5 separate regions of the Mus musculus genome follow, and all the other regions are linked to region 5. Evidence: chromatin loops called from intact Hi-C (ENCODE). Cell type or tissue: heart. All regions are shown on one strand. Each heading gives the region's core, and the rest is flanking DNA. Links, peaks and the distances in the headings are about the cores only.

Evidence for each region. Hi-C counts contacts between places; a loop is a spot of excess contacts. Peaks named below come from ENCODE experiments on the same cell type or tissue, not always from the same donor. Only the 100,000 strongest peaks of a DNase experiment are listed, where the experiment ranks them.
Region 1: it touches region 5 in a loop (2.5-fold over the local background); 9 of 42 quality-filtered maps call a loop at or near these places.
Region 2: a loop joins it to region 5, with 4 times the contacts of the local background. A loop is called at or near these places in 6 of 42 quality-filtered maps.
Region 3: a loop joins it to region 5, with 6 times the contacts of the local background. A loop is called at or near these places in 5 of 42 quality-filtered maps.
Region 4: a loop joins it to region 5, with 3 times the contacts of the local background. A loop is called at or near these places in 4 of 42 quality-filtered maps.

What each region holds. Positions count from the first base shown.
Region 1 is chr14:29,976,635-29,982,391 of GRCm38, reverse strand. It overlaps Actr8 (ARP8 actin-related protein 8), which reads right to left and starts at 4,055. Exons shown (of 13, transcript NM_027493.3): 1 at 3,804-4,055. The coding sequence starts at 3,926. In heart, for the core only: CTCF peaks have their summits at 1,417 (motif pointing left) and 1,726 (motif pointing left); DNase peaks (open chromatin) are centred at 3,741 and 3,991; H3K4me3 peaks cover 1,248 bases; H3K27ac peaks cover 1,159 bases.
Region 2 is chr14:29,966,056-29,972,138 of GRCm38, reverse strand. Selenok (selenoprotein K) reads right to left here and starts at 3,759. Exons shown (of 5, transcript NM_019979.2): 1 at 3,603-3,759; 2 at 2,023-2,113; 3 at 268-351. The coding sequence starts at 3,621. In heart, for the core only: no CTCF peak of the experiment used is centred there; a DNase peak (open chromatin) is centred at 3,808; H3K4me3 peaks cover 2,525 bases; H3K27ac peaks cover 2,362 bases.
Region 3 is chr14:30,571,117-30,577,199 of GRCm38, reverse strand. It overlaps Tkt (transketolase), which reads right to left. Exons shown (of 14, transcript NM_009388.6): 12 at 5,955-6,048; 13 at 4,870-4,992; 14 at 2,476-3,863. The coding sequence ends at 3,688. Mir3076 (microRNA 3076) reads right to left here and starts at 5,051; the gene lies at 4,992-5,051. In heart, for the core only: no CTCF peak of the experiment used is centred there; a DNase peak (open chromatin) is centred at 2,799; H3K27ac peaks cover 437 bases.
Region 4 is chr14:30,545,730-30,551,812 of GRCm38, reverse strand. It overlaps Tkt (transketolase), which reads right to left and starts at 2,682. Exons shown (of 14, transcript NM_009388.6): 1 at 2,433-2,682. The coding sequence starts at 2,539. In heart, for the core only: no CTCF peak of the experiment used is centred there; DNase peaks (open chromatin) are centred at 1,902, 2,682 and 3,512; H3K4me3 peaks cover 2,749 bases; H3K27ac peaks cover 3,020 bases.
Region 5 is chr14:30,476,054-30,482,136 of GRCm38, reverse strand. It overlaps Dcp1a (decapping mRNA 1A), which reads right to left and starts at 2,572. Exons shown (of 10, transcript NM_133761.3): 1 at 2,321-2,572. The coding sequence starts at 2,515. It also overlaps a transcript of Cacna1d not described here. In heart, for the core only: a CTCF peak has its summit at 2,531; a DNase peak (open chromatin) is centred at 2,576; H3K4me3 peaks cover 2,088 bases; H3K27ac peaks cover 1,521 bases.

The DNA of each region.
Region 1 (5,757 bases), core at 1-4,000, 500 kb after region 5:
AACTCAAACAGGACAGAACTGATGCAGAGGCCATGGAGGGATGCTGCTTACTGGCTTGCTCCTCATGGCTTGCCCAACCTGCTTTTTTATAGAACCCAAGACCACCAGCCCAGGGTTGGCACCAACCATTATGAGCTGGGCCCTCCTACATTAATCACTAGTTAAGAAAAATGCCCTACAGGCTTGCCTATAGCCCAATCTTCTAGAGGCATTTTCTTGGTTAAGGTTCCCTCCTCTCTGATGACTTCAGCTCATGTCAAGTTGACATAAGGCAGCACAGACTACTGGACGGAAAAGCCAGAAAACCATTCAGTAAGGAGCTGAGAGACATCCGATTACAGTTGTTCTTCTAATGCAAATTCTCTATGTTCCTTTGAGCTGACTCACGGCACAGACTTCACAAATCCTTACTTATATGGATGAAACCAAAGTCCTCCAGTGCAAACTAATACATAATTATTGGGCATTTTTGTATGGCAGAAAACGTAGGTGGAATGGTAGTAAAGGCTGACTCTCTACTATCAGAGAACTTTCTGTTTAGTAAGAAATACACTCGGTACCTCTGGGCGTGGTGGGCACGCCTTTAGTCCCAGCACTTGGGAGGCAGAGGCAGGCGGATTCCTGAGTTCGAGGCCAGCCTCGTCTACAGAGTGAGTTCCAGGACAGCCAGAGCTACACAGAGAAACTGTCTCGAAAAACAAAAAAACAACAACAAAAAAAGAAATACACTCAGATGAGAGAGAAGACAGGGGACTGAGGAGAAGTGGAAGGGCTCGCCTTTCCTCCAGTTGTTTAGACCCAGAAGCTCCAGGCAGCTTAGGGGTTGGCTAGCTGAGACAGCTTCTGCGATGACTAATACGATCATTCAAGTTTGCTTGAGGAGTTCAAGGGAGAAAATAACATCAGCACAGTCCTGCTTCACAATGCTGGAAGCAATATTCATCAACACGGGCTTGTCACCTAGGTTCTCTGCCTGCTGTCTGCCTGATCTGGCAAGAGCCTGGGGTTCAAAGTCAGAGTTCGCAACTGTCCTGGTACGTCAGCACAGTGAAGGAAAACTGATGACGAGAACAAATCCAAAGGAGTAAGGCAATGGCTGTGGCTTGGACAGAACAGCTATTTTAAGTCTATAACTTTCATGGGGGAAGAATTCAAGCTCGATTGGGAAAACTTCTGCCCGCCACCCCCCAAACTTGTTGAGGCATTCAAAGTTTCAGCAAGAGTATGGGAAGGAGACTTTGGCCATGCCTCTGTAAGCAGGGAATCTGGAACAGGCAGACAGCTCAAGAGTAAAGAACATTGCTCTTGCAGAAAACTGGTTCCCAGCACTGACATCAGGCAGCGCACTACCACTTACTCCAACTTCATGAATCTGATGCCCTCTTCTGGGCTCCATGGGTACTGCACTAACATGTGTACACACCCCCACCCCCACAGAGTTTCTATTAAAAGAAAACAAGACCACAATTGAGATCCACAATCCCAGCCCAAGTCCTCGGTACCTCCTTTACGCTGACCTCGCCGCGTAAGTTTCTCTCACAACATTTCTGTGGCTCACAAATACAAAGGCTTAAACTGCTCCATCCAGCCCTTGTTCTAGAATGGTTGTCCTTTCAGTCTACCAAACCCTCTCAACCCAGACCCCAAGTTCTGCTTTACACATGTGCCACTCTGCACAGCTTCAATCCAGACTTCTGCTGATGACAAAACTCAACAACTCTGGAGCATTCAGCAACGCAGCTCCCTCTGCTGGCAAGGTTCTCTCCTTCAGCTCCATCTAACTCCTCCCCTCAGGAATGAATTAAACATCACCCAGAGTAAGTGTGATGGTCCCTTCATTATATGATCGTAGAGCCTTCCTCCTTTCCAGGACGTACAACAAACCCTAGTGAAGAGGGCGTGTCTGTCTTGTTTCCTACCCAGTCTCAGTACATGCTGTCAGTGTCACTGTGCTATGGAGGACATCTGCCAATCGAAAGGGCAAAACACATGAGGGACACCTGGACGTTATCAAAAACCCACGGGCTTCAGTATATACGTGAACGAAGAACATCTAGAGAAGCCGGGTGTGGTGGCGCATGCCTTTAATCCCAGCACTTGGGAGGCAGAGGCAGGCAGATTTCTGAGTTCCAGGCCAGCCTGGTCTACAGAGTGAGTTTCCAGGACAGCCAGTGCGATACAGAGAAACCCTGTCTCGAAAAAACAAACAAACAAATAAACAAACAAACAAGAAAGAAAGAATAGAAAATGCAGTTAAGTATGGACAATTTTTATTTTAGTAATTATGTATTTTAATGTGTTAGGAAAGAAACCTAGTAGTATGCCCCACTCATCATTTCCTGGAAATTATTCATTCCTTAACCCAAGACTGAGAAACGTCCATGAAGCACAAGTGCCCCAGAGGGTATGGGATAGTCAAAGCACGTGACGAGACTCACTGGAGTGTAGAAAAGGGACCGGAAGATATGCTATAAATTCAGCCTGCCACTTGCTCTGATGCAGCCCCCTACACCTCATCAAGTTCTTGTGAGGATGCCAGAGTTAGTCAGGCAGCCTGGATGTAGAACTGTCGGCCTTAGAGAACGCTAACTGTTCAATCTGAAATCCACCATAAAACTGTAAACCTGGACGTGCTTAAAACAGTAAGGTTTTGTTTTTTCCTTTTTATTGGTAACTCAGCTGAGTGGCTCTCAAGTGTAAGCTCTGCAAACGAAAACGTTGTAGCACAACGCCATCAAGTTAGCGTCCCACTCCAAAATTCTCCACTAGCTTCGATGAAGACGCTGGGTTACGAGCTTGTGTGGACACTGAAAATCTCTACCGTCTTTCTCTATTCTAAACAGCTATGTCTCCAATCCTTCACATCCTCTCCAGATCCAAGTCTCTCTTCCCCAGAACCTTCCTAACGCTGCAACCTTTTAACACAGCTCCTAATGTTGTGGTAACCCCCAACCATAAAATTATTTTGTTGCTACTTCGTAACTGTAATTCTGCTACTGTTACGAATCATAATATAAATCTCTGATATGCAACCCCCAAAGGGCTTACGACCCACAGGTTGAGAAATGCAGATAAACCTGGCATAGCTCTAAAACCATTCTAACCTCACCCTAAATCTCTAGCCTCCTGGGACCTCTGCCCTCCTGTCGAGGCTGGAAGAGAGACATTGTGGGTCCTCTGAACTAGCCTATCCCACACACCACACTATGCATTTTACTGCAGCCCTACCAGTTAGATATTTCAACCCACCTATGGGAGAGGAAGAAGGTTCTGAAATGGTCCACAGGAAATCCTCAACGGCCGATCCTTCCCTATTTCTTCTGGGAGCTGTGCACTGCCGTGGCCCATTTCCCTATAGGAATTTATTTCCTTTACTTATCAGTAAGCCCTGGTGAGTGAGAGTGTGAGCCATGCTGCTCCAAGTTGTTTACTTAAACTTGTGCTGTTATTGCCATATTATTCATGTCTATTTAAGGAAAGGCTACCTTTTTCCTGCTTTTAAACGTGAAATGACTTGCACTGTGAGATTTGCAAACAAAGAAACTGGTTAGAGCCCTAACCATCCCTGAATATCTGCTGGCGTCCCTGAGAGCCAGGCCGTTGCTAAATCGTGACGTCTTATAGCTGAGACCTGGAGGCTGTGCACCGCGGCCTTGGCTTTGCCCTGCACCGCGCTACTTTGCACAAGGAACCTATGGGAGGGGACCCGGATGCTTCCGGCTCCGCCCGGACCCTGGGCTCCGGCCAGCAGCAGAGGCCCAGGCTAGCAGTGGTCTAACCAAGGCCAGCCCCCTGCACCTCACCTCCTGCAGCGACTCGGGGACCAACGCGGGTACGATGGGCCGCTTCACGCCGCGCTGCTCCTTCTCCTTCTCCCCGCCCTTCTCCTTCCCGTTCTCCGCGTCCCCCTTCTCGGCTTGGGTCATCTCTGCCACCGTGGACCACCACCAGCCCCGGGGCTCTGGGACACCGACGCCACAGCAGTCAGAGGAGAACCATTGCGCAGGCGCGGCGTCCCCTGGCTGCCCACAGTCAAAATGGCCGCCACCGGCGTCGCCCCTAGAGAATTCTGGGAACGTGGAGGGCATGACAGGGTTGGAGTTTTGGTTTTTCCTTTTTTTTTTTTTTTTTTTTTTTGTTTTTGTTTTTGTTTTGTTTTTGGTGATGATGGGGATTGAACCCAGGCACCATTGAATAGTGAGCATGTTCCTATTACCAATGAGCTACATCTCCAGTGTAATACAGTTAATCAATTAAATTTATTTTTAGCCCTGGCTAGCCTGGAACTTCCTATTTAGACTCACAGAAGTTAAAGGCTTAAGCTATCTCACTTAACCCTAATAAATTGAGTGCTCCGCGCGAGTCTGAGGTTCATCAGTCTCATTTTGACTCCACAGGTCTTCACTCAGAGGTTCCATAATATTGCTAGTTCTCAGTTCGTTGGTCCTGCTCAGATCGGCCTCTGATTGGGTTCTTTGGGACTCGGTCTCTTCTTGACATATTCCTTGAGTAACTTATTTGAACTTCATGCCTTTACCCATTTGATACCTATACATAAGATTTCTACAAATCATTGCAAAGTTAAGATTAAATACAGATTTGGTTTTTTGTCTTTTATTTTGAGACAGAGTTTCTCTATGAAGCCCTGGCTGAACCTGGATCTTACTTTGTAGTCCAGGCTGGCCTCGGACTCACAGAGACCCTCTTGCCTCTGGCCCCAAGTGCTGGGATTAAAGGTATGTGTTACCACCTCCTGGCAAATATGTAATTCCTAATTCCCATTCACCATAGGAGGTGGGACAGGGCATGACAAGCCCCCAACAATAAATCAGATATGTAATTTGGCTGCTCACCCAAGCCATCACAAATAGTCAAGTGACTAAAATTATCTTGAATTCATTCACTTTTTTTGAATGTGTTGTTACTTAGCCAACTCCCGCTGGATGACAACAGCAGCCTCTAAGATGGGGTTCCTGTCTAGTCCAGTTCCTGATCATCTATCCCTACAGCTGCTCAGCGTTTTACTGCAAACTAGTCTGTTGTGGCAGCGTATACATGCCATTCCAACACTCAGGAGGATTGCCTCAGTTTATGGCCAACCACCTCCAAGACTTTACTTGATCTAATGCTCATCATTTGTGTGTGTGTGCGTGCGTGCGTGTGCTGTATGCCCACAGAGCCAGAGAACATCAGGTTGTCCTCATTTATTGCACCACAATACTTCTTTGAAACAGGATTTCTCAATAACCTAGAGCTCAGCTGATAGGCATTGAGCCACGAGATCCCGTCTCTATCTGACACCTGGGGTTACAGGTGAGCACAAGGTATTGGCCAAGCCTTGTTCTATGAGTGCTTTGATCTGAATTCAAGTCCTCAAGAGAGCACATCTTATGCTCGTACCTACTGAGCAAGCCTGGACCACCCACCCCCCTCCCATACCTGTGGTCTATGAAGCTATATTTGATCTTGTTTTGTGTGTGTGTGTATACATTCTTGCATAAGGTGCATATGTGGAGGTGAGAGGATAACTCTAAGAAGTTCTTTCTCCCACACAGGTCCTAGGAGTAGGGTCAGTTAGGCTTGGCAGCCAATGTCAAAGCTTGGCTTTATCACCAGCCCACATACCTAATTTCCAGTGTGGTGTCTGGCTGGATTGATTTAGCTCTCCCCACCCCTGCTCCAGGGTGTCATTTCATTATGGTTCCTTAGACCTAGGGGCCGTTGGTGTGCAGTTGTTTTGTCTATGCACTTTCTCCA
Region 2 (6,083 bases), core at 1,367-5,366, 510 kb after region 5:
GAGCTGTGAAGTCTCTAGATTTGAATGGTGCGCATTAGTTTTCAGCCTATAGTTTAGCTTTCCTGGGGTAAATTTTAAAATTAAAATTTAAAAATGTTATAGTTCTGCTAGTTTGACTGTTTATCAGAAAAAGCAACTCGACTTTTAGTTTATAGCAACCTGTTAAGTTTGTGAAATGAGATTTTCATTACTACAGGTTCAACTCTATCTAAAACAACAAGATGAAGACAAAGGAGAAACATCATCAGTAGGAAAGGCTCTCCCTACCCTCTTCCATCGTCGTATCTGGAATCAGAGGAGCTCCCGTAGCCTCTTCTTTTCTTCACATCTTGCTGAAGCAGAGTTTTGAAACTGAAACAAAGGGGCAGAAAACAACAGAGTCTCACTTCTGACACCAGTGTCAAGCATACTGCCATGGTTCTCTAATCTCTGCAAGACGGTGACTAACCCAACTTATTAGCTTAAGCCTCCAGTTCCTGATGCCAGCTGGACAAACTTAGCATACGCATATGTCTAAAACAGGGCGTGCCGTGTTCTATACCAAGCCACCTGCCCCTGCATTTCTCCTCTGCTAGTGACACCTGTAGACAGCACGAGACCAGAGTCCTCGTCAGTGTCATTCTTCCTCTTAGGTGTCAGCATTACCTATTTTTACAGTATCATACAGTCATCAGCCCCACCCCAACTAACTTATTCTGTTTTTAACAGTGTCTTACATTCACCATGCCTGCAATTCCTCTGCCTATAGCCTACCTGACATCACCTTGCGGAGGGAATAGATAAGGGTATTATAGTCAGAGGCACAGAACTACTCAGAATGTCAGAAAATGCAATTTCCTTTTTTCCCCCTAAAGACAAGGTTTTACTATGTGTGACGCCTAGCTGGCCTTAAATCCCACCTGACTGAATTCTAAATACTGGGATTAACAGTGTATGCCATTCTTAGTCCAGTTTTCTAACTTCTTAGATGGAGGGGTTAAACTAAGGCAAAACAGTAAACAATATAGGTAAAATTTGCAAAAGTAATTAAATTTTGCACTGGTAACTTTGAAGTCAGGGCCTTGTCCCTCCTTGGGTAACTTCCTCAAGTGCACTTTCCACAATGGCACTCATCCACTATCCCTGCAATATGAAGGCTGATATTATACTGAATATACTAAATTACACTGACTATGAAAACTGACAGTACTAATATACTTAGTTAGGGTTACTAGTGCTGTGACGAAACACCAGGACCCAAAGCAAGCTGGAGAGGAAAGGGGTTTACTTGACTCACAGTTCCACAGTCATAGTCCATCACTGAAGGAAGTAAGGAGAAGAACTCAACTAGGGCAGGAACCTGGAGGCAGGAGCTGATGCTGAAGGGGTGCTGCTTCCTGCCTTTCTCCCCACAGCATGTTTTCTTACAGAACCCAGGGGTGTCCCCATCAACAATGGGCTGGGCCCTCCCACATCAATCACTAAGTAAAAATGTCCTACGGGCTTGCCTCTAGCCTGATCTTATGGAGGCATTTTCTCAATTGAGGTTCCTATTTTCAGTAATTCTAACTTGTGTCAAGTTGACATAAAACTTGCCAGCCCAATACTCAATGAAAGGGGGACGTATCCTTCTCTATCTACTCATGACTTTCCAAACAGGAGACATTCAAATATTTACTCAATTCAGGGTAAGTAAGACCTGGTAGTAACTGGCTGGCAGTTTAGGTAGCACAGCACGTAATGGTCAGACACCACCCCTCATCTAATACACAACTACTTAAAATGCCTGAGACCTCATCTAATACAGAACTGCTTAAAATGCCTGAGAAGTCGACATTTTTTTTTCCCCATTATCAACTAACCCTTCATTAAAAGTTCAGAACCAGGAGTGGTGGCACATTCTTGTAATTTCAACACTTAGGAGGCTAAGGCGGGGTGACTACAATGACTTCCAGAACAGCTTAGACTCTCTATAACACTAAACCAGCTATGAGACTAAATAGCAACACTTGGTCTCAATTAAAGAAATGCTTTTATACTTACAAGAAAACCACGAATTCTGCTATTCCCCAGAAGAAGTCTGTTAGGAAAGACACTCTCCATGGGGACTGATTCCTGCTGTCCAACACCTGACCTACAGAATTAAAGAAAGAAACTGAGGTAAGTGCCACAAGTCCACAACTCGGCGCTGCCTTTAATCAGCGGAGCAACACCAATGAGCTCAGCTTTTGACTTGTTGGCTTCTTCAAGCCAGTCAACATCAGAGGTCCACTGTGAGTGCAGTCAAACTCTGGGATCTAGCGTTCACTCCTTCGATAGATGTCTACTTTCAGTATGTAATTCTCGGAGGCGAACTCATTCTAGGCATCTCTTTGCCATCTCCTTCTCACTGGTAAAATGCACATGACATTTTAGTGGCGAGATGGATGCAGCAGAAGAACACTGATCACTTTTGAGTGCATAGCTGTATGAGCTAGTGACCTAAATTGCAAATAACAGAATCTGCGAGCGCTCGAAACTGAAGATGGAATGATGATGCTTCCTGTAGTGCCCATCACACCACCTATCCCAAAGCTTTGTAATCAGGAGGTGAAATCCTGAAAAAAGCCGAGAAATTCAAAGTGCTCTCAGCCCTAAGACTTCTGCTAATCGCCCTACTCTCTAGAGATACAGAGATGAATCTGATACAACCACACCTATTTCCAGGGCCCCAAGAGAGTCTTGTAGAAATGCGCCAAGGAGTCTCACCTAAGTCACACAGGTGGGCAGATGGTTCTGGCACTGATACGACCTTCTCAGGCTGTATTTTTTTCTTTTCCAGTAATTGGAGACTTGCTTCCCAAGTTCTTTCAAACTGGGTAAAGTCTTGGGCTTAGGACTAGCTACACTTTTAGGGGAGAAAAATCTGTCACAACTTTTGTATTGCCTGGCGTGGTGGTGCTTGCCTTTAATTTAATCCCACTACTCCGGAGTCAGAGGCAGGAGGATCTTTGGGAGTTAGTGGCCACCTTAGCGTACACAGTGAGTTACAGGGCAGATAAAACTACAAAGTGAGACCCTGTCTCCAGATTTTATTTATTTTTTTCATATTCTTGCTAGTCCTGCATCACCACCATCGCCATCATTATTGTACGCATTATAGAGGCAGTATGGTAGGTAATACTGGAGCCAACCTGAGTTCAATTTAACCTAAATTTCATATTGCCTTTGTGATCTTTAGCGAGCTAGTCAATCTATGTCTCAGTCTGCATCCGAAAAACAGGGATAGAAATACACCATCTGAATAGAACAGTTACAAGGATGAAAGAGATGCTAGGCAAAGAACGCGGCTCTAGCGGCCCAAACAAAAGCGCGTTGTATCCGGACCGGGTTAGCGTCTCTGTCATTCCCGGGTTAAGGACACCCGCGCCCGGGATCACTATCGCAAACCCACAATCGGAAAATTGGCTGTACCAGGAGGCTTCAGGGTCCCCCAGCGGCACCCGGGGACCTTCTGGGCTGCGCCTCGGCTCCCACCGCCTCCGCTTCCCACTCCTTCCGGCCACTGGTGTGGGGGAGGCCGCCCCAAGCTCAGGACCCGGCGAGTCAGGACAGAAGCGGCCCAGGGTAAGGCTCTCACTCACCATTCGAGATGTAAACCATCTTCCCTCCGGTTGCCTGCTTCCTAGCGACAGAGAAGACCGGACGCCCCTGTTGTCGCCGTACCTAGCCTCCCGCCCCGCCCTGTACGTCACAGGCCACTGACAGACCCAAGTCAGGCTAGAGGTGGGTCGAGCCCATTGGCTGCTGGGAGACCACTCCTGACTAGAGGTTCCGCCCAGTCACACAAGTAACTTCCGCTGGCGTGGATACTGCCTGAGTCAGGAGACCGGATATGACGTCTAGGAGAAACATTGTTTGAGGGTCCTTTTCCCCACCCCCCTCACTTGGTTCCGGTTTGACCGAGAGTCTTTGAGGCCACAGCACTGCCGACCGGAAGTTGCTTGCTAGTTGGCAGACACGCGCAGGGTTCGGGTCCGAGGTGGCTCGAAGGGCTTGGAGGGCGGAACGTTCCTCAGCTTTCCAGATGTGTTGCTGTCTTTTGGAGTGGCAGGGAGAGGCTCTGAGGCGGTGTCTGGGACATGAAGAGCTTTAACCATCAGGTTTTGCTGAACTCACTTTTAAGTCCCTCTGGACCGTATTCCCTTTAAGCCGGTTATTTCTGCTCTCAGTTTATTTGTTTTGCTTTTTTGAAACAGGACTCACACTGTATTCCTGGCTCTGAGCTCACATTGTAGACGAGGCTGGCCCTAAACGCAAAGATCTGCCTGCCTCTGCCTCCGTAGCGCAGGGATGAAAGACAAGCCTCACCACACCCAGCTGGTTTTTGTTTTTGTCTTTTGTCTTGTTTTTGTTTGTTTTTGATTTGGGATCTGTGTATCCCAGGCTGCCCTTGAACTCACTTTGTAGACCAGGCCTATACCAGTACTCATGTGGCATAGGCAGGTGGATCTGTATAAGTTCAAGAAGTGGAATTTGTTATTTTTCGAGACTGTTTTTCTGTGTAGCCCTGGCTGCCCTGTAACTAGCTCTGTAGAGCAGGCTGTTCTTGAACTCAGAGATCCACCTGTCTCTTGCCTCCCAAGTGCTGGGACTAAAGGTGTAACCAACACCCAGCTAAGAAGTGGCATTTTTAATAGCTGTAGAGACACAACTAGGGAAAATCAAATGAACTTCAGAATGACAATTTCCTCTGCTTGTCAGCATTGTAGACGTGACATATGCGTTAGAAGGCAGGTCTTGGGCATCCAGTAAGTTTGAAGAAAATTCCTTGCTGCCCCTGTTGTGTTTCCTTTGTGGTGCGGGGAGTGGGGGTGAGGAGAGGGGAAGGGAGGAATGAGGTGTGCAGTCAGTACAGAAAGGGAGAGTTGGGTGTTTTCCACCTTATTGGACTGGCTAGGGAGCTCTGGCCATCTGCCTGTCTCATCCTCCAGGATAGGTCTGAGTTGTGTGCAACCACTGTTGGCTTTTACATGACTGCTGGGGATTCTAAAATCCAGGCCCTCATGTCTGTGTAGCAGTCACTTTACCCACCGAGCTCTCTTCCCAACCTGGGTCCGTGATTTTTCTCAAGGGCCTTTCTAGACCTGGGCTTAAACCATGACGTTGCCTCTCACTCTCTGTGCTCTCTTTTCCTTCTAACTGAAATCCCTGGTTATACTTTTGTCAGACTGCAACAAGAATGATTTATTTAAAAAAAACAAAACAAAACTTTGTTTTGCTTAAAACCCTTTAGACACTAAAATGTAGTGATCTCCCATTGCTCTTACAAACTAGGTCCTTTTCAGTATCCACTGATATAGCCTGACCTGTTCACTTGATTTTAGCTTCTGCTACACATTCCCACCCAAAACACACTCTGGCAATAATTTTTTTTTTTTTTTTACAGTTTTGTGAGTGCCCTAAGTCTTTTCATCTCCCTGAACGTGCACATAGCTATTCTTCCTGTAACACGTTAACTGACTCACCGACAGTTCCCCATCCTTTCCCCTTCAGTTGTCAGCCCGAGTGTCATCATTTGAGTGTCTCTCCTTGATTCCTCATCTCTGGTCAGTTTATTCATAGTCCTTATCACAACATGGAATTACTAACCTGATTATTTAGTGTTGTCACTCTTCATTAGTAAACGCTAAGGGATCAGGAACCTCATCCGCCTGGTACCCCTGTACAAGGTGTGGTGGTGCACACTTGTAAGCCGAGCAGTTGGAAGGCTTAGGCTGCAGTCCTGTGAGTTGAGGTCAGTTTGAGTTACATAGCAAGTTTCCATCCAGCAGGCGTTACACAGTGAGACCTTGTCTCAACAAACAAACAGCACCAGTAGCCACACAAGGAAGGGAGCAAACCCCGGATCTCAGGCCAGTTACTTCCTCTTCATTCCTCTTTAGATTTTATTCCTGCACCTTAATGCAGTGATATCCCAAACTATCCCTAGCCTCCCTGTGTTTCAACCTGTGTTACTTCTGGCTGCCAGTTCAATACAGCCTCACCAATCTGCTCATTAGCCTTTTAGCCACCACCTTCCACATAACGCCCTGGTTAGCTGTGGGAGGTTCCTTTGATACCAC
Region 3 (6,083 bases), core at 719-4,718, 95 kb before region 5:
TAAACTGCTGAGTAAAATGGCAAGTGCTTAATTGTTTACTGAATGGGTAAAGCTCCTTGCTGCTATCTGGAGTCTAAGAACACTGGGAAAAGGCTTTAGCTATGTTAGAATACAATCTTAAAAGGCATTTACTATAAGGTAAAGCTATATAGAGTGCACGTGGATCCATACACTAGACTAAAGTGGATTTGGAAAATTAATTTTATGGGTTAGGGAAATAGCCAAAGATCCGGGAGAAAGTTTCCTTGAAACTTTTTTCTCATGAGAAAGCTTTCAGACTTTCATCTGTTAAGCTGACTCCACCGGAGTCCCTGGCATTGTGGCTAACACTCCTGCCTGTATTTTATACTTAACTTATTTTCTGTGACTAATACTGCAAATCCACATGTCAATAAATCCCAGCCCCCTGCCCGAGGGGCTTGATTTCGGGATTCTCATCCAGAGACCGCTATGGCTTTCACCTTTTCCCACTCTCAAAGGGAGGACTCGAGGGGCAGAGGTCCAGATTCCTCCCACGTGCACACACCCAGGAAGGAAGGGGTGCTTGGGAGAGGTGAGGATGGATGTCACCCCAGCCTTGGAGCCAGAAATGTGGATGGCAGCCAGGGGGATGGTGGATAAAAGGCGCATGTTCCCTCTTCAGGGGTGATAATATGTCGCACAGCTTGGTGAGTCTACTAAAACACCATTGACTTTTATTTTGAAAGGGTGAACTGTACAGCATGGATCTCAGTAAACTTGACAGGGCAATGTTAATAACAGTCATCTTAAAGTCTAACAGCTAAGTATGCCGGGCAGCTTCCTGAGTTCTGGGCCTGACTCACTGTTAACTGTAGGCAGCCCCATGTCTGTAGTCACCGGAAACCTGGTGCTAAAGGCTACTTGCTTGCCCTGAATGAACTGCTCTGAAAAGCAACATCTCTGAGCCCTTACCGGACAGTGTACTGATGGTATTGTGGAATGTATCATAGTTCATCCTCCCGGCAGCCCAAGGGAGCTGCCTTTATTCCCATTCAACGGATGAGGCACAGGAGGCTGGGGAGAGGACTCTTCCTCCACAGTGCAGGAGGATGGAGGCAGGACTGGAGGCAGGACTGGAGAGAGCTGCTCCTTTACAGTTGTGATCTGGAAGGTTTGCGAGGCTCCCCAGCCCTGCCACCTATGCAGCTGAAGACTGAGAAATGAGCAAGGCACTTTCTTCCTGTTACCATGTCCCAGTGCCCACGTGGTGTGAGTGACAGGAGACCTTGCTTGCTTCAGCCGGCTACAGGAGGCTCTCGCTGGCCCAGGGAAAGTCCTACCTTTGTGCAGCCTTGAGCCTTGGCCCTGACCAGGCCCAGGAGCTACAAGGAAGCCTCAGGTGCTCATGGCGGTCTTCTCACCGTCCCAAGGGCTGAGGAAGAAGTAAAGGCTTCCTCAGGTTCCTGAGGCCTAGGCATTTGGGATTCCAGCACACTCTAGAAGGCTTCTCACTAAAACCCCAGACCAAACCAAACCAAACCAAACCAAACCAAACCAAACCAAACCAAACCAAACCCACAGCAGCTTCACCTACTCCTCAGAGTTCCTGGCTCCCTAAATGCCAGGTGTTTGATGTTGTAGACTGAGTGAGTTTAGGTGACTGTGCCTCAGGAGCACCTCTGCCCGTTTACTCCCCAGGCATCTATCTGGCTGCCTGCTTAAGCTTTAACCATCTCCTCAAGAGAGTGCAGGCCGTGGAGAGCCTGAAGGTGAGAGAAGCCACCTTCCCCATCTCTGCTCTGGAAGTCACATGTTCCCCAGACCCCTACCTCTTGCCATGTTAGGAACCTCATACAGGCTCCTTGAAGCCATCTATGTACAATTCTGCTGCCTGGCCCAGGCACCTGTGAAATCCTCAGAGCACCGCACCAGCTCAGGCACTGGCATTTCTAGTTCTTATCCCTCACCCCTCACTCAGCCTTGCACATCCCTGGGCCCACAGACAAGCAGCAGCAGGTGGGTGCAGCAGACCCTCTCCGGTGCTACGGTTGGGAGTACTTGTCCCATTTTCTTCTGGAAACATCTTTTCATGAGCCTATAACCTCTAGGGAGAACAGCAGTTTTGCTGACACAAAGGGCACTAAGCTGCAGGCACCTTCCATCGTCCTACAGGACAAGGACTTTTACATATGGTTGACTACATAGCATCCCCTTTAAGGAGGCCACAAGGACAAAAATGGTAGCCACAAAAACCCGAGGTGCAGTCCTTTACTCTGCATACTGGGCTGTAGTTAAGCCAACTTAAGCTCATCTCCGTGTAGGTTATAAATGAATGGTTATTTTATTTGACCATTACTGGGGGGTAACCCCTAATCTACTTTCCTAACTGCTGGCCTGGCTACCTCCCCAGCCGTGTGCCCCAGACACTTGCCAGTTTCTCTTGGCCATGTGCTCAAGGTCCATTCCCCCCACCACCTCAACTCCCAATCCCACCTACCTCTAATCCTCCAGTAATTGACTGTAGCCATTTTATTTAAACAATAGTTTTAAATTAAGGAAGAAGGTTTGCACAATAAAAGCCTGTAGACTTTTGGGTACAGAATTTAGCATTGCAATACATAGACCAATCCTTAGCACTCAGCCAAGTGGAATGCCTTCTAAAGTGGTTTCTTGTAGTAAGGATTAAGTAAAATGCATACAAAGTTCAGTAATGTCACTGTCACCTCCACCTGCTGTGAGCTTTACAGAGTTCAGAAAACACCATCCCTAGTCTCCTTCCTCAGATTCCTCTGTAGGGGTGTGCTTAGCACTGTAGTACCATAAATGGCCACCAGGTGGTGACCAAGCACCCAAGCTTTACTGTTTTTGTTCAGAACTACATAACATATTGTAGTTATGTCCAGACTCAAAACTCGTGGCTGAGAAGTTCCTCAATTGTCCTGACAGGGAGATGGCTTGCCTTCTTTTCTCAGTGAAGGAGAGTTCCTGACATGCGGAGCTCAAGGCCTCCCAGGGTGTGCCCTAAGATCACCCACTGAGGAGTCTCTGTCATCTCCCTGAGACAACCTACCTGCTCTGCTGTTTCTGGAGTTGGTACCATACAGTTCCCTGGCATGGAAGGATCGGGCCAGGCAACTCGCTAGCTGAGCAGTTTGTCGACAAAGGGCAAACATGCACATAGCTCAACAAATGGGCCCCATCCTCCCTAAGGGCACTGCGGAATTCCTAGGAAACAGCAGTGACCACCCATAAAAGGAGGAGTTGTGGGACCTTGGGGGCCATGGTGCAGCTATGGAGGGCCCAGGAAGGTTTTATAAGGCAGGAGGGAACTCCATGGTGTCATTTAGGGTACACTGGCAAAGGAAGGGGCTGGATCCTAGTTTGGCTAAAAGGCAGGCTGCAATGAGTGTCCCCAGTTATGACTTGGTGGGAGCAGTTGTGGCTTTGCAGAGGCTGAACTGGAGAAGGGGATTCCAGGGGACACCTAGATCCAGGGGACACCTAGATCCTGACCCCAAGCCTAGAGAGCCAGCTCTCTCCCTCTCTCCCCAGTCTCCTTCTCATACTGGCACTGGATATGTTTATATCACAGGAAAAAAAAAAGAGTCTGAGGATTAATTTTTTTCTCAAAACATATATTTACCTCCCCACTCAGTACACCTTCGCCACCTCTGCCAGAACCTCCCTGGAATGTGTAGTTCACCCACCCAGCATCCCATGCCCTCCCTAGCCCTTGGTGACAAGGCCTTTCACAGCTTGCACAATGGCGTCCTTGTCAATACCGAACATCTTCAGTAGCTCAGCTGGCTTGCCACTTCGTGGTACTTGGCTGACAGCCAGGCGAGTGACCGTCACTCCAGGTTCACCCACTACGGCAGCAGACACTGCCTCTCCTATGCCACCTGTGCAGAGGAAAGTCAGAGAGGTCTTAGTCCTGAGCCAGAGATGACAAAGACACAGCCCTTGCCGGAGCAGACATCACTAATCCACCAGGGTTCCCATGATTTATTCTAAGTCCAGATGTGCACTTTCTTTTTGTCACTTTTTCTTTGCCACTTGCCTGATTTTACACAGTGCTGGGGATTGAACCTAGGGCTTCATGCACACAAGGCAAGGACTCTACCATCAGAGCCCTACATCTATTTGTTTGTAGCTTTGACTGGCCTAGAACTCCCTATGTAGCTCAAGGTGGTCTTGAATTCAGAGATTCACCTGTCTTCACCTTCTGAGTCCTGGGATTTAGCCTCAACATTTAGCTTTATGTAATTAAAAAAAAATTGTTTTTAAACGTGTACCGAGTGTTTTTCCTGCATGTCTGTGAGCCACATGCTTGCTCCACGCCCTCAGAGGCCAGGAGAGGACACTGGGGACCTATAGATGCTTTCGAAGGCTATGTGACTGCCGGGTCTTCCCTGCTCCTTGAGTTAATACTTTAAACACTTCTTTATCTAGTATGTGTGTGCACACATATGGTACAGCTGGGGGTCAGCTTGACTCCCACAAGTTGTGCATTTGACCTTAGAGTCTCAGCTCGTCTCTCCTCAGAGGCTCCTGTAAGAACAGGCATGCACTTATAGAGGACTCAAGAAGACACTCGGTACTGTCTTTCCTGTTTGTTCCTGTCCAGCCATCTTACCTCCTTGATACGAGGCCCAGGAGTTCAGCTGTGGCCAGAAAACCCAGAGCCTTCATCAGTATAGCTGAGACCTGGCCTCTTCTGAGGCTTTAGGCTTTGGTATAGGGATCCAGCTAACCCATTTGCCGGCTGGCTCTACTCCCCGAGCCCCTGCCAGGCCGTGAGTGGCAAAGGCGGACTGTCCTCAGAGGAACTTAAAGTGGTGTCTACCTCTTGCCTCCCCTACTGCTCTCTCTGGCCTTCCCTCGCCAGGCTGGTGCAGCCCCAGTTACCTTCGTAGTAGTGGTCCTCCACGGTGAGGATCCTGCCTTTGGTTGCTCGGGCAGAGTCTAGGATGAGTTTCCTGTCCAGGGGCTTGATAGTGAAGGGATCCAGCACCCGGATGCTGATCTTATCTGCAAGGGAAGACCAGAGTGCGGCTAAGAGAAAGGCTGGCACTGAGCTTCCCCTGTGTTAGAACAGAACTCCAATGGCCCCTTATCCCGAATGGGGCGTCTTGGGCCTAAGAAGAACTACTCTTTGGTGGCTAGCTGTCTGTCCACTTACTCTCACCATTGAGAATAGCTCTTCTCCCTATTCTCTCCTGTTTGGGAGAGATAGTGGTCAGCTGGGTGCCCTGTGGACCGACTGTTAGAGCAGACTATGGGGCTCTTATCCTCCTATGCCTTTGAAGATAAAAGGAAGACTTCAGATATCTGATCTAACATAAAGGTTTTTGGGATAGTGGGGAGAAGAGCTGTAGCCAGAGTGACTTTCTCAGAATAAAAGCCACCTCACCACACCCAGCTGCCTAGACACCCTGTCTGGGTGGAGCTTTCTTGACCTCTCAGGCCCAGCTTGCTACAGCCTCAGTCCTGTTCACCCCCACATTGCACAGGCCACTCAGGTCACCCAACCAAGGGACCACCTTTTGCTTCCTGGTGCTCACAAGCTTGAGATGTGACGTGTCTGGCGATCTCACTGAGAGGACGAGGCTGACGCTCTGTCCCTACGGTATCACTAGCTAACAACATTATACTTATAGTAATAATAACAGTATGAATGCCAAGGCACACCTAAGGCCTTGGGACAGTCATAAAGGCTAAGTGCCAGTTTACACGTGGGGAATCGGAGACACAAAGACGGTGAATAAGTCATTTAACTAGTGACCGGCTGAGCTGTGACTTCAGTTTTCCTGGCAGGCTCCATGGCCTCCGATCTGATACAAAGGGATCATAGGTGAGGATAGTCACCAGTCCTAGAACATAGCATGGACATGGCGTAATGGCTCAAAGGGTGGCTTCAGTTATTGTCATCATGACTTAACTAGAGATTCTGTGTGACCAGCCTGTGACCTCCCTGGTCCCTTTCTTCTTACCTTTCTTTAGACTCTCTGCAGCAGCCAAGGCCTCATGCAGAGTTACACCAGCCCCGATCACTGTCACTTGGTCATCCTTGCTCTTCAGGACCACCTGCGGGTGACATGGGGACAGTGAGGGGCCAGAGC
Region 4 (6,083 bases), core at 836-4,835, 70 kb before region 5:
ACTACTTCCCCTTTAAGTCAGGCCCAACTCTGATGCATCCTCAGGTGGCACTGGCCTCCATCTGGCTAACACAACCTAGCCCTGCAAGTGAGGGCTGAGAACACTTAGCAGCCACAGCAACCTGGCCACTTCTGACAACGCCATTGGAGTTTCTTTGATAAAGCTTGGATGAGTTGGACCTCTGCCACAGCCGCCTCTGTATGCAGAAAAAGACCCGGGAAAGTCTGACCCGTGGACGCACTGTCCACCCAGCTCCCCACACAGAAGCCAGTGGACTCATTTTTGTGGCCTGGTGAAGTAAGTCTATTGTCTACAGTGCTGATGAGGCACTACGGGAAGTCTGTTCATTCAGGACTTCTTGCCATCCTGAAACCATCACCCAAAATTGTTCAAAAAGATGGAACAGACTGGTTAGGTGGCCAGTTCAGCTGTCTGCAACTGACTGGGTCAGAACTTCAGAACTGAGCCTGCTTTCACGTTATGAACTCTCACTGTAGTGAGCATCCAAAGAAACATTCACAGCCAAAATACATTCACATCTCAAGTCTTCCCCAAACACTTTCTGTACACGCACACACTCTTTGCACACACATTTCAAAATCATTCTTGTGACAGGGGTTGAGGAACAATGCTACTCCCTTCTGAAAAACAAGATTTCTCCAAGTAGTATTTTTCTGCAAGGGAAATATATATACCGAACTGGCAACCCGTACACTTAGCCTTTGCATGGGATACCCACCACTTCCATTTGTACACGGATTCTTTCAGAGTTCAATGACTGCCTAAGGCTACAATGTAAACAGTGTAACTCTGTAGCCACCTTCAACCTTTTCCCCTGGAGACCACCCCTGCTTTGGAAGTTCCTAAGAGCCATAAATGTTACTTAGTTTCTCTTCAACTGAACTTGGCTTTCCCTGCTCCTCCAGCCTGATGCCGCCCATGTGCCCAAGAGGACTTTCTGATAGGCCAGGCCCCCAGCAGGCAGTACTAAATAGCCACTGATTACCAGTCTGGGGAAATCAACGTACTACACTTCAGTGTCTTCATGTATAAACTGATTATCAGAATGCTACCCCAGGACGCTGTGTGGCCCAGGAATACCCACTTAGTTTCTCCCTGATCCTGGAAAGGTCTACATGCGTATCCAGCATTGTAGAATGTTCAGCTGCATAGGTACCAGCCAGTCAACTACTTTGACCCTCTGATTAGACTTCAGACCTGGAGGGAGATGTAGGGGCCAGTAAAGAACAAGTAATAAACGATGTGGATGTGAAGACCTACTCTGTGCTAGGTAGAGAGGACAGTGTCTCTGCCAGACACTGAGGAAATCCAGAGAAAAGGAAGTCAGGTCTCTTAATTGGGCAGGGAGCACCCTCTATCATAGGCAGCAATCTAAAGCCAAGACAGATAACAGGTCCAAAGTATGCATGGGAAGTTGGGTGGCAAAGGGTTCCCAGTTCAAACCTTCTGAGGACATCCCGTCTTAAAAGCACAAGGGCTAAGTAAGGAGGAACCCACGGTAAAAGGCAAGAGAAATGCACTCCTTTAATAATATGTTCTGTATGGAACTGGCCAAAATCCAGAATCCTGGTCTTTGTTCTAAGCTCACAGTTTGTCTGGGTTCCTAAAATCTCCCTCCCCAGAACCCCAAACCATTCCAAGAAGCCCAGATCTCTCTGTCTCAAGGTCTCATACCAGGCCCAATGGAGACCTTAGAATTTCTTGAAACCACCCAGTGTGCAAACACCGTTAGCCCAGAACTTCCTATTTCGCGTGGGCCTCGCCCCTTCTTTCTACAAGCTCCCTTCTCCCCAGACTCGCACTCCAACCTCCTTGCTCGGGTCTAAGCCTCTCTTGGTGTTGCATCGTCACCTCCCTGCCCCCACCCTGGAGTCTTCAGCAGCACCGGGACCCCAGCCCACACATAGCAGGAGAGGCAAGAAGTGTCGAGGAGGGGAGCGTGGTTAGAGATGCAGAGAAGGGTGGGCCCCCAGTCTACTGCAAAATGGTGGGCTCTACACACATTCTCTGCCTACATTGCAAGGGCTGAAATTCCAGCTCTCACTGTGACTTTGGACAACTGATATAAAGCCGGAATCTCAGTTTCCCCATCTGCAAACCAGTGGAACCAACATGCTGGTGGAGAGCTGGAGCCCACACGTGCTCAGGTTTCTCCCGCCAGCAGTCATGGTGGCCTCCGGGTTGCAGCCGCAGAGCGAGGAGGCGCGCCCGGGCGCAGCGAGAACCGGGAAGCCCGGGCCGGCTGGAGGTGCTCGCGAGACCTGAGGCCCACGCGGTCGAACCCGGCCGCTCCGGAGCAGCGGAAGGCTCCGCCATCTGACCGCGCCCTCGTGGCGACATCGTGCTACGCGACACGGAGCCAGGGAGGCCGCGGGACCCGGCTCCCAGCCCCGCCAGAAGCGCGCGCTCACCCTGAGCCTGCCGCGGTGGTGGCCTGGATGGAGCTGATGCGCAGGCGATTGGCTGTGTCCTTCAGGGCCTGGAGCTTCTGCTGATCTGGCTTATGGTAACCTTCCATGGCGTGGTAGGACGAGGACGAGGACGAGGACGAGAACGCTGAGGACAGAGACACAGAGCCAGCAGCGGCTCAGGAAGCGACCAGCAGTGACCGAGGACGGGTGCTGCGGGCGGGCGCGTTAAGACTCCTTAGGACCCGCCCATGGGGGGCGGGGCGGAGGTGGGGCGGGGCGCCGAATCACCCCAGGCCGACGAGTGGCCTCTGGCCACGCCCCGCATTTAGTGGACTCTCGGAAGTCGCCAGGCCTGGGGGCTCTCTCCCAGCACAGTGCCCTGTTGGAATTAATCACACACAAACAGTAGCAACAAAGTAACTTCGCCACTATTCCTGGTTCTAAGCATGGCTCAGAGTTCCGCGGCTGACTTGGGTAGGACTGAGAAGAGAGATACTAATCAGTAATTGCACTTTTCTAAGGAAAAGGTTGAGGCTTGGCAAGGTTAGATTGAGATTACAGGGTTGGTGGGTAGCGCTGCAGCAGATTATCCTCAGTCCAAAAAGATCCCAGACATGAGAATAAATATACACTGCCAGAAACGGTAATACTGAGAAGTTACTAGGAGTATGCTGGTCTCAGACTACTAGAGCCAACGGACAAGAGTGGATTCAGAGAGATTACTGGGTTTGCCTCTGTAGAGACAGTTAGCACCTACTGCTCTTACCAGATCTGGTGGAGCTGAGAGGACTGAGCAGCTGTAACAGAAAGCGTTGCCTTCACAGTCTCGTTGGATCTGTCTCATTGGATCCATGACACACACTCGGGTCAATACCGTTTCCAGAGGCGGAGGTTGTTGCAATTTACAGAGAGGATATAAAGGCAAGCCTGTGAGTGGGTGCTGGGCAGAGGCAGAGGAAGGCACCAGTACAGCTTTGGTCCAGGTCCTCTCTGTGTCCTCCACAGAGCTCAAACTCAGAGTCATGAGACAATGGGCCCTGTGCAAGTGAGCACCCCTCCCCCAAGCGCTCCCTGCCTGGCCTGTTTCCCAGGTGTCCCAGTGAGACTGCCAGTGTGGTTTGTTACAGCCCCTGGCTTCTGCTGGCTCTGCCCAAAGAGGCTGGCCCTCCTAGTGCCTGACTGCCAAGGGCTGGACCTGGGACTGGAGTGTTGTGGTCTCGGAGTGTTCCACTATCAGATCCTTGGCAAGGCAAGTGCCACCTCTGTCCTCTGCTCACCAACAGGTCAAGGAGGCAAACAAACCTCAGAAGCCTTTGGGCCTTCCAACCCCATGGACCTGAGGGCAGTGATTATTAGTCCAGTTCTTCATTTCTCCACCTGTCCAATGACACTGATGTTAACTTCCTCTTCCTCCTCCTCCTCCTCCCCCTCCTTCCCTTCTTCTTCTTCTCCTCCTCCTCCTCCTTCCTCTTCCTTGTTCTCTTCTTCTCCCTCCTCCTCCCCCCTCCTCCTCCCCTTCTTCTTCTTCTCCTCCTCCTCCTTCCTCTTCCTTGTTCTCTTCTTCTCCCTTCTCCTCCCCCCTCCTCCTCCACCTCTTCTTCACAGTGGAAAATTATAATCTATTTGGGAATGGAAACATAAGCTAGAGAGGTATATGTTTTTATTTCTGAATGTTCATTTCTATATATCTGAATGTCCTTTTTAAAATTATAAAATAGTTACAACATTTCTCTCCTCCTTTTCCTCCCTCCAATCCCTTCCATACATCCATCCTTGCTCTCTTTCAACTCTACACAAAGATCTACAGGCAACTAAGGAATCCTGAGAGTGGGAGAAGTAGTCTTCTCCCAGAAAGAGCATACCAAGTGGTTACCCAATACCAAATGGTCAACCTTGAAAACATACACACCAGTAACTTTCTACAGACTGAGTGGGTTATAGTTAGTAATATATATATATATATATATATATATATATACATATATATATATATATATATATATATATATATATATATATATATATATATATATATACATATATATATATATATGTGTGTGTGTGCATATACATGCACACACACACACACACACATATACATATATATATATGCATGTGATAACAGTAAAAAAAATGCTAACTGCTATGTACCCATATTAGTAAAGATGTTCCTAACTCTTCTTCTTGGCCGCTGTAGGTGTCTAAGATCTTGTTTTATCCTGGGGTTCCACATTGGTTGGCTCAGTTCATGATGGATTTCAGCCATAGTTCAGTGCCTTTGGTCCCCAAGGTCACCTTTGGAATCAGAATCCTGATTCTGCCAACATCCTACTGTTGGGGGTAATTCTCCAGTCCAAGGGTCTTTATTCAATACTTCATGAATCACATTTTACTTGGGAGTAAGACCTTGGGTTCCAACCTGGCCACCAGCTCCCTTCTTGTTCCCCTGTCGCCCTCAGATCCAAGATTCTTTGAGCCCCCTGTTCATATTCCCTGTGGTTGCCAGAGGAAACTCTTGCTGCTTCCCACCATTGTCCCTCCGTGGTCTCCCTCCACTACTGGAATGAAATTGAGCACATGAACCCTCTAGCCTCTCTCCCACTCTTGTTCTTGTGGCCCCACCCCATCCATGTCAGCACACCAGTGTCTTGCCCTGCTCTAAGAACATTAAGCTCCAAGGTGGAGAGATGGCTCCGTTGTTAGGAGTCCTTGCTACTTTTACAGAGGACCCAGGCATGAGAACCTAGATTTAGCCCGGTGATGTGGTGTATGTGACCTTGAAGACAGAAACAGGTAGATTCATTTGGCTCACTGGCCAGCGAGTCTAGCTAGCCAACTTAGCAAGCTCCAGGTTAATGACACTATCTCAAAAATAAATTAAATTAAAAATAGGTGGAAGGCACAGGAGGAGTGACACCTGAAGTGTGACACCTGAGGTTCTCTGGCCTCTACACACATGCACTCACAGAAGCACATATGCAACAACACAAAACTCAGCTGTGCATGGTGGTATCCACCTTCCTCCCAGTGTAGGGAAAGCTGAGCCAGAGGACTGAGAGCTTTGATTCCTACCCAGTGGTTTGTCCCTGGTGGACCCCGAGCCAGTAAAGCCCTTCTATGGGTGTTTCTCATTGTCAGGGTCTGAGGCAGGGACTGCCATTCTAGGTGCATTCTCTCTTCTCTTCTCTTCTCTTCTCTTCTCTTCTCTTCTCTTCTCTTCTCTTCTCTTCTCTTCTCTTCTCTCTCTCTCTCTCTCTCTCTTTCTCTCTCTCTCTCTCTCATTGTATGTTGCCTCAACTGACCTATAACTCACATTGTAGACCAGCCTTGGCCTCAGACTCCCATAGTTTCATTTGCCTCCGCATCCGGAGTGCTGGGATTAAAGGCATGCACTACCAAATATCTTATGTCAGTTCTAGAAGAATAGGAGGAGCAGAGCTCTAGCCTCTAGCTCTACCCCTGAAGACTACAATGACCTCTTGTACATAGTAGGGACTCACTAAGTGCCACTGAAATGAAAGTATTACTGTAAAGTGCCTGAGGTAACAGAGCCAGCAAGTGTCAGAACTGCACCCAAAGAGAGGTGTGAGGAGATGCCCCAGGGAGGAACCTGGTTGTTTCAGCTCATGCCCTCCATTCTAACCTGTCCGC
Region 5 (6,083 bases), core at 826-4,825:
TCAGCTGAAGCAGACACACTTTCAGGCCAACTTGTCTTATTTACGGTGGAATCAGCTGTGTATGTGCTCTCGGGAATGCATGCCGGCGCTCGTGTATAACTGTGTAGAGGTTAGTGGTCACTCTCAGGTGTCATTCCTTCCAGTCGGGGGTCTCACTGGCCAGAAGATGGACAATTAAGCTACACTTGCTGGTCAGCGGGCTCCAGTGTTGGATCCTAAGTGGCTCCATATCCCAGTGTGGGATTGTAAGTGCAAGCACTATGCCCAGCTTTCTATGTGAATGCCTCAGGCTCTCATGCTTGGGAGGCAAGCACTTCATCCGCTGAGCTGTCTCTTTAGTCTCCAAATTAATCACTTTTGAGCAGGTAAAGCAAGCCACTTTTTATTTATTTATTTATTTATTTTCCTTTTTCCGGAGCTGAGGACCGAACCCAGGGCCTTGGGCTTGCTAGGCAAGCGCTCTACCACTGAGCTAAATCCCCAACCCATGCCACTTTTTAAAACTCTAAACAAATTGTGTACCCATTCAACCCTGTGTTTATATAAGTGTATGCAATGTCTAATCCAACAATATGTCTTCATCTGTAGCCTATGTCTATTTCCACCAGTAAGGAACAGCTAAAGGAAAACACACACATACATACATACACACACACACACACACACACACACACACTTAGCTTTACTTATTATTTTTATGTATTAAGTTTTTTTTTTCAATTAAAAAAGGTGCAGGAATGTTTTGTCAGCATACATATGTCTTTGTAACATATGTGTGTGTGGAGCTTACAGAGGACAGCAGAGGGCATTGGATCTCTTTGGACTAGAGTTACAGATGGATATAAACCAGCATGGGGATGCTGGAAAACTGAGCCAGGTCCTCAGGAAGAGCAGCAAATGCTCGTAGCTACTACTGAGCCACTTCTCCAGCCCCAGTTTTATCTTTGTAAACACAAAAACCTTTCAATTAGGTATCTTAATATTTACAGTCAAGGTATTGTGTACTGCAACTTAAAAAAAGAAAAACCAAACCAAAATAAAAAAACAAAACAAACTTAAGCAGTCTATGGAAGTTTATAGAAAAAGAATAGAACTTTCTTCAACCCTGATACCAGGGTTGAACTCAGAGCCTGGGGCTCATGATGCACAGCTGTGCACCATTGAGCTAAATCCCTACCCTTGGGAAATTTTCTTATAAGATCCTTTGTTTCATTTCTGGAGGATTTAGGAATATTTTCACAAGTTACACATTTTGCGGTTACCAAACACAATTTATTATTTTCAGAACTTTGTTAAGAATCATGGATAGAAACCATTCTCTGCCTTAGGCAAATTTGGTAGGGTTTTAAAATAAACAACTGAAAATGTGACTAAGAAATTGTAACTCGGGGTGGGTATATAGCCCAGTGGTAGAGGAACAGTGCCTGCCTGCTATCAGGGGGTCTTGGGTTTGAGTTCCTGTACTACAAGAAATAAACAAGAAAATCGAACATTAGTATTCTTTCTTTTGCTGCAACAGCGTTAACTCGGGTTTTCAGCGCAGGTGTTGAGCTTTAATGTTCTAAAACCGAACCTCTGTATAGCCCAATGAGTGAATGAGGAAAAACGGAGCACAAGAAAAGGGGCCGTGTACACAGGTGCTTCGAGTTGAGGTTAACTAGAATCTGCGAGTAGACAAAGTAACTTCTGCAACTCTATGCCACTCACACAATCCCAAAAGAAGGGAGCCATCAAAGGTCCTAGCACTGGTCTCTTTTTCTTGCAAACGTCTCCAAGGAATCCAGTTCTTACTGAAGTAGCCTTGAAAATTTTCCTCAAATTCCAGAGATACAGAGTAGTTCGACTAAAGCTGGTCTAACTCCTGAAGCTGATTTTTAAAGCTTCAAATCCAAACCATCACATTTAGGTCGGCAGGGAAAGAGGAGCGGACTCTTCCATCAAGTACATGTATCTAAGAGTCCTCAAAGTCTTCAAACACAGGCTTTCACTCACTTGTTAAAATTAACTTGTCTCATATTTTACCAATGCAACCTCAAGCCCCGAGAACCGACCCAAAAAGACTGATCCTGCCTCGTTTCTCTCCTCCATCCGATTTCCCTGCTCTGTCTCTGGTCTACTCCTTCCGCTACATTCTTTCAATTCCGCGTGCCCCGGTCACCTCTTTGGCTCCGGACCCGGTTTTGGGAGAGGTCCCGGCCTCGCCTTTGCGGTCCTGGGCTCCTGCTTCTCTCCCCCACCCCCAATCCTCAGCTGTCTGCGCGGTCCCTTTAAGAGGCGGCAGCGGCCAGGCTGGCCTTGTCCCCGGCCGGGCCTCACTCACCCACTGGTTGGCTTTGGGGCAGAAAGTGTACAGGGCGACCTGGCCCGTGAGGTCTGCGATGCTGGTGATATAGGGGTCGTGTTGTTTCAAGGCCGCCAGACTCATCTCTTGCTCAGCTCGACTCAACAACTCCATCTTGGATCTCAGAGCCGAGCCCCTCCGGCGGGGGCGGACTGTGGAACAGGAAAGTGCCATCCAGGCAAAGTTCCCCCAGCTCAGTCAGCCCTCCACTTCCGCCTACCGGCCCAGCCTTGCCGAGCGTGGTACTTCAGCTAATCTCATCCGCTGCTCCTGTGCGCCAGGAGCCCTGGTTCCGATTTTCTTCGGGCCGCGTCTGCCGGAAGAGACAGGCCCCCGCGCCTGCGCGGTGGAGCCGTGAGCTGATAGTCCGGAGACCTCTCTCACCTGGCGGGGTGTGAACCGGTTCCCTGAATGAACCTGACTCCTGCCGGGGAGGCTGCACCCCAGCGCAGTCCCTAACTCGGGTTCCGGCGCAGAATCGAAATGCTTGCTGCTGAGGACATGAGGTCTCCACGTACCATTTAGAAAACTCAGACCTGGCTGGAGAGATGGCTCAGCGTTTAAGAGCACTGACTGCTCTTCCGAAAGGTCCTGAGTTCAAATCCCAGCAACCACATGGTGGCTCACAACCATCTGTACAGCTACAGTGTACTCATATACATAAAATAAATAAATCTTTAAAAAAAGAAAAAAGAAAACTCAGTCCAAATGAGGAAGGGGAGCTGTCCGTCACTTCTGACCTCAGAGTGCACCTTCACTCTTAACAGTTTGGTAACTTTTGAAAGAAATGTTTCAAAGCAGCCAAACTAGCCTGCCTGGAACTACAATAGACTTGGCCTACCCTCTTTTGCTCGTCTTTTTCCTCATCTGGGTCCCAGATAAATATTTCTATTGTTCTATAGAGACGTCTATTATTTAAAATAGTAAGTAGATCTCTTTTAAAAAGAAAACATTTATTGGGCATTTTAAGGGATCAGGAAGTACTAAGAGGTAAAGCAAAGTGCTCAGGCTGTTTTCATTGAGTTGCTTTAAAAACCATCGTTTCTCTTTATTGAAGACATCTCAGCACAAATGAACATTTTTGAAAGGATAAACTTTACATTTTCTCAAAGTACCCCCACATATTTGTGTTGCTTGTGGTTTTACATACTAATGGAAGGGCAAACTTTACATTCTTGACAGAACCGCGTGTGAAGCAACTACAAAAGCTGGAACAGCCGCCTATCGGTTATTCACCCTTCACTTCTGTACACACTCACTGATCTTATTGAGTGGTTGCCAGCTCCGAGCTTCCAACTCTTTTGGCTCTAGGAGAAACTAAACGCAAGCAAACAGCCCCATGATAGATGTCTCTCTTTGAATTCCAGAGGGTGGCGTCCTTATTGCCATCTGAGCCAGGAAAGGTAGTGAAGGAACCTCACTACCAGTTCCAGCATGGCAGGCAAGGTTCTGGCAGACCTTGCTCTTCTCCCCTTTTCCCTCTGCCTTGCTAAAAACTGTTAGATTTTATTCCTAACACTAGCCACCAAGGTCTAGTCCCTAATTTAGCCACTTCTTTCTCCTGAGGCCGACTACCAAAGTCCAGCTATAAAAGTATTGAAGTCCAGCAATCAAAAGCCCCCTTTAGTTCACCTAATTAATGTGCCCAATTAAAATTAAACACATCCTACTGTGGGGTTTCCCCTTTTACCTTTATTAACTGCCGTTTGCCTGTGGGCCACTTCTGCCTCGACATCCAGAGGCAGTCCTTTATTCCCTCCTCCCCAAATATCTCTCATTCCCTTCCTCCCCTCCTCTTTGTTTCCTTCCCCTTCGTCCTCTTCCCCTCTCTCCTGTCTTTGTTCATTATCCATGCTCTCTGTCCCTCTGGGGCACATTCATCTCTGTGCTAAGAACATGATGGCCTTGGGGTGTCTCGAGCCGACTTCTGAGGTTGGCTTCGGGTAGGCAGGCTTCAAGGAGTTGCTGAGGTCTGAACTGGTGCTTTGGATGAGTAGGTGTTCCTCGGGAAAGTAAAGCAAGGGCTGAGATTTGCATCGTGACTCGGTGGTGAGGTGGGAACCTAGCATTTAACTGATGCTTTAATTCAGCCCGGAGGGGAAGAGGTGAGTGGCTCACAGTTCCACACTAGTCAGTCGTATTCTGGTATTAGAGTCTCTGGGATCTTTTGCTTCACATCCAGGCTACCTTTTACCCAGTGGTAGAGGGTAGGAGCCCATTACTTTCTTTACCTTCAATTTCCCTCTGTATGCTAATTCCATAGGTTATTTACATTTTTATTTATGTGTGCATGTGTTGGTATAAGTTTATGCTGACATAAGTGTGCAGGGATGCCCGCAGAGACCAGAAGAGAGTGTTGGGCATTTTGGACCTTAACTTATAGGCATTTGTAAGCCTCTGGACCTGAGTGCTGGGGTTACTCGTCAGAGAAGACTGCTCAGACATGGATTTAAGCCAATAAAAACCAATCTTTATTAGCTGGATGGCAACTACACTGGGTGCTTGGGATCCTGAGCCTTTCTCAGGGTCAACTTTTAAGTACAAAAACCATGTTCTGGGTTGTTATTCTTCAGTTAAGAAGAGCAGTTAGCCAGATAGAACTATAGGAGCTAAAAAGCAAGGTTAGTACAGTTTCAGACTTTCCCAGAACTTTATGGACTTTGATGGGGTTAGGCCTTTGTTTTAGTTTTGGCAGATAGCTGTTTTGAACAAAATCTCAATCGATTGATTTTACCAGTGAAGACTCAGGAGCCAAACTGCTAGGGTGAAAGCCTGCTAGCTCAGAAAGGCAGAGAAAGCACCCAGCTGACTTTCTTCTTCAGCTGACATCCAGAACAAATCCCCTCTCTCATATCTCTAAAAACCTTCAAATGGAATGCCCCTCCCTTCTACTTCCTGCTGGTCTCTCTATCCATCCTCCTGACTCCTTCTTAATGTTTATTTCTTAATAACCCTGTGTTCACTTTTTGTCAACCGTTTGCTTGCTCCAACTCTTGACCTATGGTTGACTTTACTTAATCCCGTTTACAGTATTGAAGCAGAAAGCTCTTGGATTAAAGGTGTGTGCTAAGGCTGAGCCACACCACAACTAAAAACAGGTTTTCCCAGTAAATAGCACAATCGTAGGGTTCACAGTGTGCTCAAATAACCTGCAACAGATGGTGCTGCTTGTGTGCTGAGTTTCACAGCCTGACTGATATTTCCATCATGGAGTTGGTTGTGTGAAGGTCTGGGGACCTGCCGAGGTCTAGGACCCTATAAAAGAGCAAGTGTTGTTAACAGTTGAGCAATCTCTCTAGCCCTTAATATAGTATTTTAAATTAGGTACTGAATTCAGAGACACCTGATATGATACTGCCTTTAGCTTTTTTTTCTTATGTAGATTTTTCTACATAATAAAATAATCCAAGATATTTCCTTTTGTTGTGGGCTGTTCATCCCATGCACTGTTGAATTGTTGCTGTCCTAAAACCAGAGTGGCTGTGAGTAGTGATGAGACCCTCACAGGGCTGGGTCCACTAACCCACTTCCTTGGAGGGAAGGGAGGACTCGTAAGTGGTCAGGAGCCTACCTTCAAGGCCTGGCAGGAGCCCAAGCTGTTGCAGATAATCCTTCATCCACACACCTGTCAGTAAGGAAGTCAGACCTGGGGGCCGGGGAACCACCATTTTTTAGTCTCTTGTTTGTACCCACAGGGAGTAATGATGATCAAGTCTCCAGGAAAAGCTAATGTAACACCTTT